Regions from separate parts of the Homo sapiens genome. Here region 1 is linked to region 2. Evidence: read pairs that join two places in POLR2A ChIA-PET (ENCODE). Cell type or tissue: PC-3. All regions are shown on one strand.

Region 1 (5,000 bases), 96 kb after region 2:
GGCGCGGTGACTCATGCCTGTAATCCTAGCACTTTGGGAGGCTGAGGCAGGCAGATCAACTGAGGTCAGGGGTTCGAGACTAGCCTGGGCAACATGGTGAAACCCCGTCTCTACTAATAATATACAAAAATTAGCTGAGCATGGTGACACGCGCCTGTAATCCCAGCTACTCGGGAGGCTGAGGTAGGAGAATTGCTTGAACCCAGGAGGCAGAGGTTTCAGTGAGCCAAGATCGAACCATTGTACTCCAGCCTGGGGCAACAAGAGCAAAACTCCATCTCAAAAAAAAAAGAAAAAAGAAAAACCCGACAAAAAACAAAAAATAATACTAAGGCCAGGCAAGGTGGCTCACGCCTGTAATCCCAGCACTTTGGGAGGCTGAGGTGGGTGGACCACCTGAGGTCAGGAGTTCGAGACCAGCCTGGCCAAAATGGTGAAACTCCATCTCTACGAAAAATATAAAAATTAGCTGGGCGTGGTGGCAGGCACCTGTAATCCCAGCTACTCAGGAGGCTGAGACAGGAGAATCACTTGAACCCAGGAGGTGGATGTCGCAGTGAGCCAAGATTGCACCACTGCATTCCAGCTTGGGTGACAGAGTGAGTCTCTATCTCAAAAAAAAAAAATTAATAAAGTGAATTTTAGTGCTTTATATAAAGTAAGGAAGGTATAGCCCTCATAGAGATCAGGCTTTTATTTATTTATTTAGGATCTCACTCTGTTGCCCAGCCTATAGCACAGAGGTGTGATTGCAGCTCACTGCAGCCTCAACTCCTGGGCTCAAGCGATCCTCCTATCTCAGCCTCTCAAGTAGCTGGGACGACGGCATGTGCTACCACACCTGCCTAATTAAAAAAAATTAATAGAAACAGGGTCTCCCTGTGTTGTCCAGGCTAGTCTTGAACTCCTGGGCTCTAGCAGTCCTCCCAAAGTGCTGGGGTTACAGGCATGAGCCACTGCGCCTGATCCTGTTATTGTTTTCTTTAGTAAACTGGAAGCTGTTTGAGGGCAGGAACCACATGTAGCTTGTCTCTCAGCCCCCAGGTCTGGCACTGAGCCCAACATACATTAGATCTTGGTGAGTGTTTGGAGACTGATCAGTGGGGTATATCTTGGACCCTTTCTACTTTACCTTTCACCTTTTCAATTGCTGTTGACTTTCCTAAATGTTTAAGATGGGACTTGAGAATCATGCTGAGCTTGACTGACTCTTGAGCTTTTCTGTTCTGAGTCCTCAGAACTCTAAGGCCAGCTCCCTACTGGCTCTTCCCAGGAAGATGGCCACTGCCAGGTGTCCTGCCTTTGATCTGGCTTGATGCATCACCACTGTCAAAAGCGGGATGTCATTCTGGATGTAGCTAATTTGGGGCCACCCTGTTTCAACTTAGCTGAGTCATGCTGTGCCCCAGAGATGCTGGAGGGACCCCTGTCCCAGGAAGAGGGCATGAATGGAACTCCTGTTCAGTTCTCCCATGGCCGCAAAGACCTGTTGTTCTGACCATTGTTCTCAAGGAAAAGTTTACTTGGCTGTGCACACGCATAGCTTTGGACCATGTGACTCCCCACAAACAAAACTTGGCTTAATCCAGCCCTGGCCTGTTCCCCGGACCTTGATTAAAATGTCTTGTGGGCCTCTGTAGGCAGGTTCTGGCCCTGACGAGCTGTGTGACCCTGGCTGCTGCTGGTGGTGGAGGAAATAATAGTGATAATAATCAGGATGGTAGCATCTGCTGCTTATTGAGCATCCACACTGTGCTCAACACCATGAGCACCTACTGTGCTAAGTCCCTTCCCTATGCTTGTTTTTTTCTTTGAGATGGAGTCTCGCTCCATTGCCCAGGCTGGAGTACAGTGGCACGATCTCGGCTCACTGCAACCTCCACCTCCCTGGTTCAAGCGATTCTCCTACTTCAGCCTCCCGAGTAGCTGGGACTACAGGCGCGTGCCACCATGCCTGGCTAATTTTTTGTATTTTTAGTAGAGATGGGGTTTCACCATGTTGGCCAGGCTGGTCTCGAACTCCTGACCTCAGGTGATCCACCCGCCTCGGCCTCCCAAAGTGCTGGGATTACAGGTGTGAGCCACCGTGCCCGGCCCTTCCCTATGTTATTTAATTGAATCCTCAATGTCATCCCTGTGAATTAGGTACATTGTTCATTGTATAGATGAGAACACTGAAGCTCAGAGAGGTGACATTACTTGCCCAAGGTCACAGTATGGCAGAGATGGAATATGAGCTCAAGTCTTTCAGATGCCAAAACTCATATATATATATTTTAATCAAAAACAAAAATTTTGTAAGAGACAGGGTCTCACTCTGTCATGCAGGCTGGAATGCAGTTGCATGATCACGGCTCACTGTAGCCTCGACTTCCTGGGCTCAAGTGATCCTCCCACCACAGCCTCTCCAGTAGCTGGGACTACAGGCATGTGCCACCATACCCAGCTATTATTGTTTTGATTTTTTGTAGAGACAGGGTCTCACTATATTGTCCAGGCTGGTCTCAAACTCCTGGACTCAAGTGATTCTCCTGCCTCAGCCTCCTGACGTGCTGGGATTACAGGTGTGAGCCAGTGTGCCTGGCTGAAAACCCATAATCTTTTTTTTTTTTTGAGACGGAGTCTCGCTCTGTTGCCCAGGCTGGAGTACAGTGGCACGATCTCGGCTCACTGCAATCTGCGCCTCCCCAGTTCAAGTGATTCTTCTGCCTCAGTCTCTAAAGTAGCTGGGATTACAGGCATGTGCCACCACACCTGGCTAATTTTTGTATTTTTAGTAGAGATGAGATCTCACCATGTTAGCCAGGCTGGTCTCGAATTCCTGACCTCATGTGATCCGCCCTCCTCTGCCTTCCAAAGTGCTGGGATTTACAGGTGTGAGCCACTGCGCCCGGCGAAAACTCATTTTCTTAAATACTTATCTGCACTACAGGTTATGTCACTTCTCTGAGACTCAGTTTACTCACCCATTAAATAAAGATACTATGGCTGGGTGCGGTGGCTCCCACCTGTTATCCCAGCACTTTGGGAGGCTGAGGCGGGTGGATCACCTGAGGTCAGGAGTTCAAGACTAGCCTGGTAAACATGGTGAAACCCCGTCTCTACTAAAAATACAAAATTTAGCGCGTGCCTGTAGTCCCAGCTACTCAGGAGGCTGAGGCAGGAGAATTGCTTGAGCCCAGGAGGTGGAGGTTGCAGTGAGCTGAGATCACGCCACGGCACTCCAGCCTGGGCGACAGAGTGAGACTCCGTCTCAAAAAAAAAAAAAAAAAAAGAAAAAAGTAATAAAAATGAACATAAATAAGGATATTAATTCATCTCATCAAATTGGTGAAATAAGGTGAAGGTGTGTTCGAGAGAGTTGAGCTTGGCCCCAATATATAGTAGGCGCTCAATAAGTACTGCTTTCTCCCATCACTAAGATTCTAGAACCCTGAATCTAGGCTTCCGAGTTGATACGAGCATTATCTCTGAACTATGGCTTGTATGGCTTGGTATGTGGTGGTATATTTTTGAAAAATAAACTAGATTTTTTAGAAAATTTAAAAAGTAATACATACTCATTCAAAAATATCCAGCTTAGCCTGAGCAACATAGCGAAACCCTGTCTCTCCAAAAAAAAGTTACAAAAATTAGCCAGGCATGGTGGCACATTCCTGTAGTCCCAGCTACTTGGGATGCTGAGGCTGAAGGATCATTTGAGCCTGGGATGTGGAGGATGGAGTGAGCTGAGATTGTGCCATTGCACTCCAACTTGGGTGACAGAGTGAGACCCTGTCTCGAAAAAAAAATAAGTGGCTCATGCCTATAATTCCAGCACTTTCAGAGGCTGAGGTGGGAGGATTCCTTGAGACCAGGAGTTCGAGACTAGCCTAGGCAACATGGCAAGGCCTCGTCTCTACAATTTTTTTGTTTTTGTTTTTGTTTTTTTGAGATGGAGTTTCTCTCTTGTTGGCCAGGCTGGAGTGCAATGGCATGATCTCGGCTCACTGCAACCTCTGCCTCCTGGGTTCAAGCGATTCTCGTGCCTCAGCCTCCCGAGTAGCTAGGATTACAGGCGCGCACCAACACATCTGGCTAATTTTTGTATTTTTAGTAGAGATGGGGTTTCGCCACTCCTGGCCTCAGGTGATCCACCTGCCTCGGACTCCCAAAGTGCTAGGATTACAGGCATGAGCCACTATGCCTGACCCAATTTTTTTTTTTTTTTTTTTTTTTTTTTTTTTTAGGTGGAGTCTTACTGTGTTACCCAGGCTGGAGTGCAGTGGACTATCTTGGCTCAATCAAACCTCCACCTCCTGGGTTCAAGCAATTCTCCTACCTCACCTTCTCAAGTAGCTGGGATCACAGGCATGTGCCACCATGCCTGGCTAATTTCTGTATATAGTATAGGTGGGGTTTCACCATGTTGGCCAAGTCTCAAACTCCTGACCTCAAGTGATCTGCCTAAGGCCTCCCAAAGTCCTGGGATTACAGGCATAAGCCACCGTGCCTGGCCTACAAAAAATTTTTGTTTTTTTTGAGACCGAGTCTTGCTTTGTTGCCCAGGTTGCAGTGCAGTGGTACGATCTTGGCTCACTGCAACCTTTGCCTCTCAGGTTCAAGCAGTTTTCCTGCCTCAGCCTCCCAAGTAGCTGGGATTATAGGCGCCTGCCACCACACCTGGCTAATTTTTGTATTTTTAGTAGGGATGGGGTTTCACCATCTTGGTCAGGCTGGTTTTGAACTCCTGACCTCAAGCAATCCACCTGCCTCGGCCTCCCAGACTGCTGGAATTACAGGCGTGAGCCACTGTGCCTGGCCAAAAAATTTTTTAAAAATTAGCTGGGCATAGTGTTGTGCACCTGTAATCCCAGCTACTCAGGAGGCTGGGTAGGAGGATTGCTTGAGCCCAGGAGTTCAAGGCTGTACCCAAACTATGATTATGCCACTGTACTCTAATCTGGGCAACAAAGCAAGACACTGTCTCTTAAAAAAAAAAAATTACCAACGAGAGTGTA
Region 2 (5,000 bases):
TTAAAAAAAAAAAAAGAAATATATATATATATATATATATATATATATATATATATAACTGCTTTCTTCTTTCTTGATACAAGACACTAGAAGTAATCTTATGCCTAGTTTTTTTTTGTTTGTTTTTTTAAAGACAGGGTCTCAAGCAATCCTCCCATCTCAGCCTCCTGAGGTGTGGCACATCACCATGCCCAGCTAACGTTTTGCATTTTTTGTTGCTCAGACTGGTCTCAAACTCCTGGGCTCAAGAGATTCACCTGCCTCAGCCTTGGCCTCCCAAAATGCTGGGATTACAGGCGCGAGCCACCATGCCTGGCTTGTCTCTTTTGTAACTTACAAAGAGAACAAAGTAAAGGAAAGAGGGATGGAAAGAGCTCCTGCACTAGTTAAACCAGAGTTGAAAGAGGCTTGATGGAAGGTTACCAAAGGAGAACATGAATCTGTGAGAAAATGTCGTAAGGTAAAAATAACTGGTGCACTGGGCGCGGTGGCTCACGCCTGTAATCCTAGCACTTTGGGAGGCCGAGGTGGGCGGATCACGAGGTCAGGAGATCAAGACCATCCTGGCTAACACAGTGAAACCCCCTCTCTACTAAAAATACAAAAAATTAGCCGGGCATGGTGGCAGGCACCTGTAGTCCCAGCTACTCGGGAGGCTGAGGCAGGAGAATGGCGTAAACCCGGTAGGCGGAGCTTGCAGTGAACTGAGATTGCGCCACTGCACTCCAGCCTGGGCGACAGAACAAGACTCCGTCTCAAAAAAACAAACAAACAAAAAAAACAAACAAACTGGTCCACGCGTAGTGCAAACTCCCAAAAGGAAAAGAAAAAGGTTAAACACTTCCTCACACCAGCCAATTGGTGGCATCACGAGCCCAAAACTTGGTACTGGCTGGAACAGATGGATTAAGTTGGTTCTTAGGCAAATTAGCCTTCATTCTCAACCAAGAGTTGACATTTTAGGCCGGGTGCAGTGGCTTACGCCTGTAATCCCAACACTTTGGAGGCCAAAGTGGGCAGATTGCTTGAGCCCAGGAGTTCAAGACCAGCCTGGACAACATGGTGAGATCCCGTCACTACACCACACACGCACACACACACACACACACGAGTGGACATTTAAGGCAGGTTAACATAGTTACATGTATATATAACTGGCAAAAAGGTACAGAGCAGCTTAAAAGGGCATGTAAGTCATATCCCTGATTCCACACGCATGGGCTGGGAACAAGAATATAACTGAGACTTCAGTCAAAGGCTGATAATAAAGCCCTCATCTGGGATCCTCTGATTCAAAAAAGAGAGAAAAATAGCCCACCAAACAATCAAGCCAGTGAAAAGGTCTGGATTTCGGTCATGATCTGCTCTTCTCTAGGTCATGTTGAAGGCAATTCTTCGACTGATTCAGACAACATTTTCCACATGCAACCTTTACTGATCACTTCCTTTATTCTACTCATATGTCCTCATCTTCATCTGTCTTTCTGTCTTGCTTAGTTACCTGAGTTCACAGGCCTTACCTCTCTTACTAGCTATCAAGTTTCTTAAGACATGGGAAACTTGTCTTATACATATCACAGTCTCCAGATCTGAGAGAAGTAAACTTTGAAGAATCAGAAAACAAACCCTTGAGCCAGGTATAGAGGCAAGAGCCTGTAATCCCAGTTACTGGGGAGGCTGAGGTGGGAGGACTGCTTGAACCCAGGAGTTTGAGACCAGCCTGGACAATGGAGTGAGGCCTTGTCTCTACAAAAAGAAAAGAAAAACCAACACTTCAGCCAGGTATAGTGGCATGAGCCTGCAATCCCAACTGTTCAGCTGACTGAGGTGGGAAGACTGCTTGAGCCCAGAAGTTGGAGACCAGCCTTGACAACACAGCAAGACTCCATCTCAAAATAATAATAATACAGCAAAGAAAAAAAAGAAAATAAAACAAACATAAAATATATACAAATCAGGCTGGGAGTGGAGGCTGACACCTCTAATCCTAGCATTTTGGGAGGCCAAGACAGGCAGATCACCTGAGGTCAGGCATTCGAGACTAAACTGGTTAACAAGGCAAAACGCTGTCTCTACTAAAAATACAACAAAAAAAAAAGAAAAGAAAAGAAAAAACAATAAGACTTAGGGCTGGGTGAGGTGGCTCACTCCCATAATCCCAGCATTTTGGGAGCCTGAGACATGCAGATCATCTGAGGTCAGGAGTTTGAGACCAGCCTGGCCAACATGGCGAAACCCTGTCTCTACTAAAAATACAAAAATCAGTTGGACGTAGTGGCACGCATCTGTGATACCAGCTACTTGGGAGGCTGAGGCAGGAGAACTGCTTGAACCCGGAAGGCAGTGGTTGCAGTGGGCCAAGATCACGCCACTGCACTCCAACCCGGGCGACAGAACAAGAATTCATCTCAAAAAAAAAAAAAAAAAAAAAATCAGTCGGGCCTGGTGGCACAGCCCTGTAATCCCAGCTACTCAGGAGGCTGAGGCAGGAGAATCACTTGAACCTGGGAGGCAGAGGTTGCAGTGAGCCGGGACTACACCACTGCACTCCAGCCTGGGTGATGTAGTGAGACTCCATCTCAAAAAACAAACAAACAAAAATACACACACAAAATTAAGTGATATGTGATTTTAAAAAACTATAATTAAGAGATTAAGAAGAACAATACTTTTTAAAAAGGCTTCTGGGTTTACAAAACTTTACCAAATAGCTATTTCAGCATAGTCTTGTATTGTCTTTATAATGCAGCTGAGGACTGGAACAAAAGTCACTTACTGCCAATTCATCCTATAAACTTAGGAAACACTGGAATGATCACAAACCCAGATAACGACAGGTGTAGAGATCTGCTTAGACCATCATTCAAATGCACCCGAGTATGCTTGTGACTCTTACCCTAAATATTGCAATGCAAGCCAGGTGAGTAAGAGATAGAAGTAGGAGAACTTTCTGAGGCTTCCAACCACACAAACTGCTAACTTCCTCTCAGAGTTGTCTTCATAGAACACATGGAAATATAGCTTAAGATATATATTTCCCTTATTGTAATAAATCTACATTTTTTTTTTTGAAAATTTGGCCTTGCTGAACAAGATTGGAGTACCCACAATAACCTGTCAGTATCCTATAAAAAGCTAACTTATCATACTGAATTTGGGTGTTTGACAAACTTTTAGTTTTGCCATAAAATAAATGTATTCATTGCTGGGCGCAGTGAGAGAAATGAAAACGTGTCCACATAAAAACCAGTAAACAAATGTTTATAGTGGCTTTATTTATAATAGCCAAAAAGTGAAAACAGGTCACAAATCCATCAACTGATGAATGAATAAACAAAATGTGGTATAATAGATTATTTTTATTGCTACAAACGTTGAACTAGCAAATCCTGAACCTTTGCTCCTAGAGGAAAACACACGGTTAGGTTCCTGTGAGCCTCTAGTCACATTTTTGTCAGTAGATCATCAGTACACACCTTCTTTTTTATGTGTTTCTGATGAAAGACACCTTATTTATTTACTTATTTTAAATTTCAATAGCCTTAGGGATACAGTAGTTTTGGGTTACACAGATGAATTATATAGTGTTAACACCTTACTTAAAATATATGTAAGGCCAGGCGCGGTGGCTCACGCCTGTAATCCCAGCACTTTGGGAGGCCAAGGCGGGAGGATTCATTAACATGTCAAACAGCCTGAACAAAGCTTATTTAATATATTTTCCTCTAAAGTACAGCATAGCTTTCTAGCTCTTGGAAACAGGAGACAGCACTTCAGCATTATACTTGAAGGCCAATCACCAATAAAAAACACAAAGGCAAATCCATAGACAGAAAGTAGATTACGTGGCCAGGTGCAGTGGCTCACACCTGTAATTCCAACACTTTGGGAGGCCAAGGCACAAGGATCGCTTGAGCTCAGGAGTTTGAGTCCAGCCTGGGCAACAAAGTGAGACTTCATCTCTACAAATAATTTAAAAACTGGTCACAGGCATGGTGGCATGTGCCAGTGGTTCCAGCTACTTGGGAGGCTGTAGTGGGAGAATTGCTTGAGCCCAGGTGGTCGAGGCTGCGATGAGCTGTGACTGTACCACTGCACTCCAATCTGGGTGACAAAGTCAGACTCCATCTCAAGGGAAAAATAAAAAAGTAGATTAGGGACTGGGGAAAGGAAAAATAGACAGTAATTGTTAATGGGTATGGGGTTTCTTTTCGGAGTGATATAAATATTCACTGCACTGTGTGCAGTGATGGTTATAAAACCTTGTCAACATACTAAAAACTATTAAATTGTATACCTTAAAGAAGTAGGGTAGGGCCAGGTGCAGTGACTCACACCTGTAATCCCAGCACTTTGAGAGGCCAAGGCAGGAAGATCACCTGAGGTCGGGAGTTCGAGACCAGCCTGACCAACATGGAGAAACCCCATCTCTACTAAAAATACAAAATTAGCCGGGCATGGTGGCACATGCCTGGTAATCCCAGCTACTCAGGAGGCTGAGGCATAAGAATCACTTGAACCCAGGAGGCGGAGGTTGTGGTGAGCCGAGATTGTGCCATTGCACTCCAGCCTGGGCAACAAGAGCCAAACTCTGTCTCAAAAAAAAAAAAAAATGGAGGTAGGGTATGTGAATTATATCTCAACAAAGCCATTTACAAAAAAAGCGGCCGGGTGCACTGGCTTACGCCTGTAATCCCAGCACTCTGAGAGGCCAAGGCAGGTGGATCACTTGAGGTCAGGAGTTCAAGACCAGCCTGGACAACATGGTGAAATCTCTTCTCTATTAAAAAATACAAAAATTAGCCAGGCGTGGTGCCACACACCTGTAAGCCCAGCTACTTGGGAGGCTGAGGCAGGAGAATTGCTTGAACCCGGGAGGCAAGGGTTGCAGTGAGCTGAGATCGTGCCACTGTACTCCATGCCTGGGCAACACAGTGAGGCTCCATCTCAACAACAAAAAAAAGCTATTTGTCACATTTTCTGACATATATAGCAGTCAT

What was found. ChIA-PET counts read pairs that join two places held together with the same protein. Peaks named below come from ENCODE experiments on the same cell type or tissue, not always from the same donor. Only the 100,000 strongest peaks of a DNase experiment are listed, where the experiment ranks them.
Region 1: POLR2A ChIA-PET joins it to region 2 with 28 read pairs; 4 of 35 experiments call an interaction of 5 or more read pairs at or near these places.

What each region holds. Positions count from the first base shown.
Region 1 is chr20:33,428,562-33,433,561 of GRCh38, reverse strand. The region is part of intron 2 of SNTA1 (syntrophin alpha 1); the gene reads left to right. Among named protein-coding and RNA genes, the nearest start is that of SNTA1, 13 kb to the left of the region's middle. In PC-3, no CTCF peak of the experiment used is centred here; no DNase peak of the experiment used is centred here.
Region 2 is chr20:33,524,801-33,529,800 of GRCh38, reverse strand. All of the region lies in intron 1 of CBFA2T2 (CBFA2/RUNX1 partner transcriptional co-repressor 2), which reads right to left. Among named protein-coding and RNA genes, the nearest start is that of CBFA2T2, 37 kb to the right of the region's middle. RefSeq lists enhancers at 686-1,186, 1,187-1,687. In PC-3, a CTCF peak has its summit at 854; a DNase peak (open chromatin) is centred at 2,870; H3K27ac peaks cover 482 bases.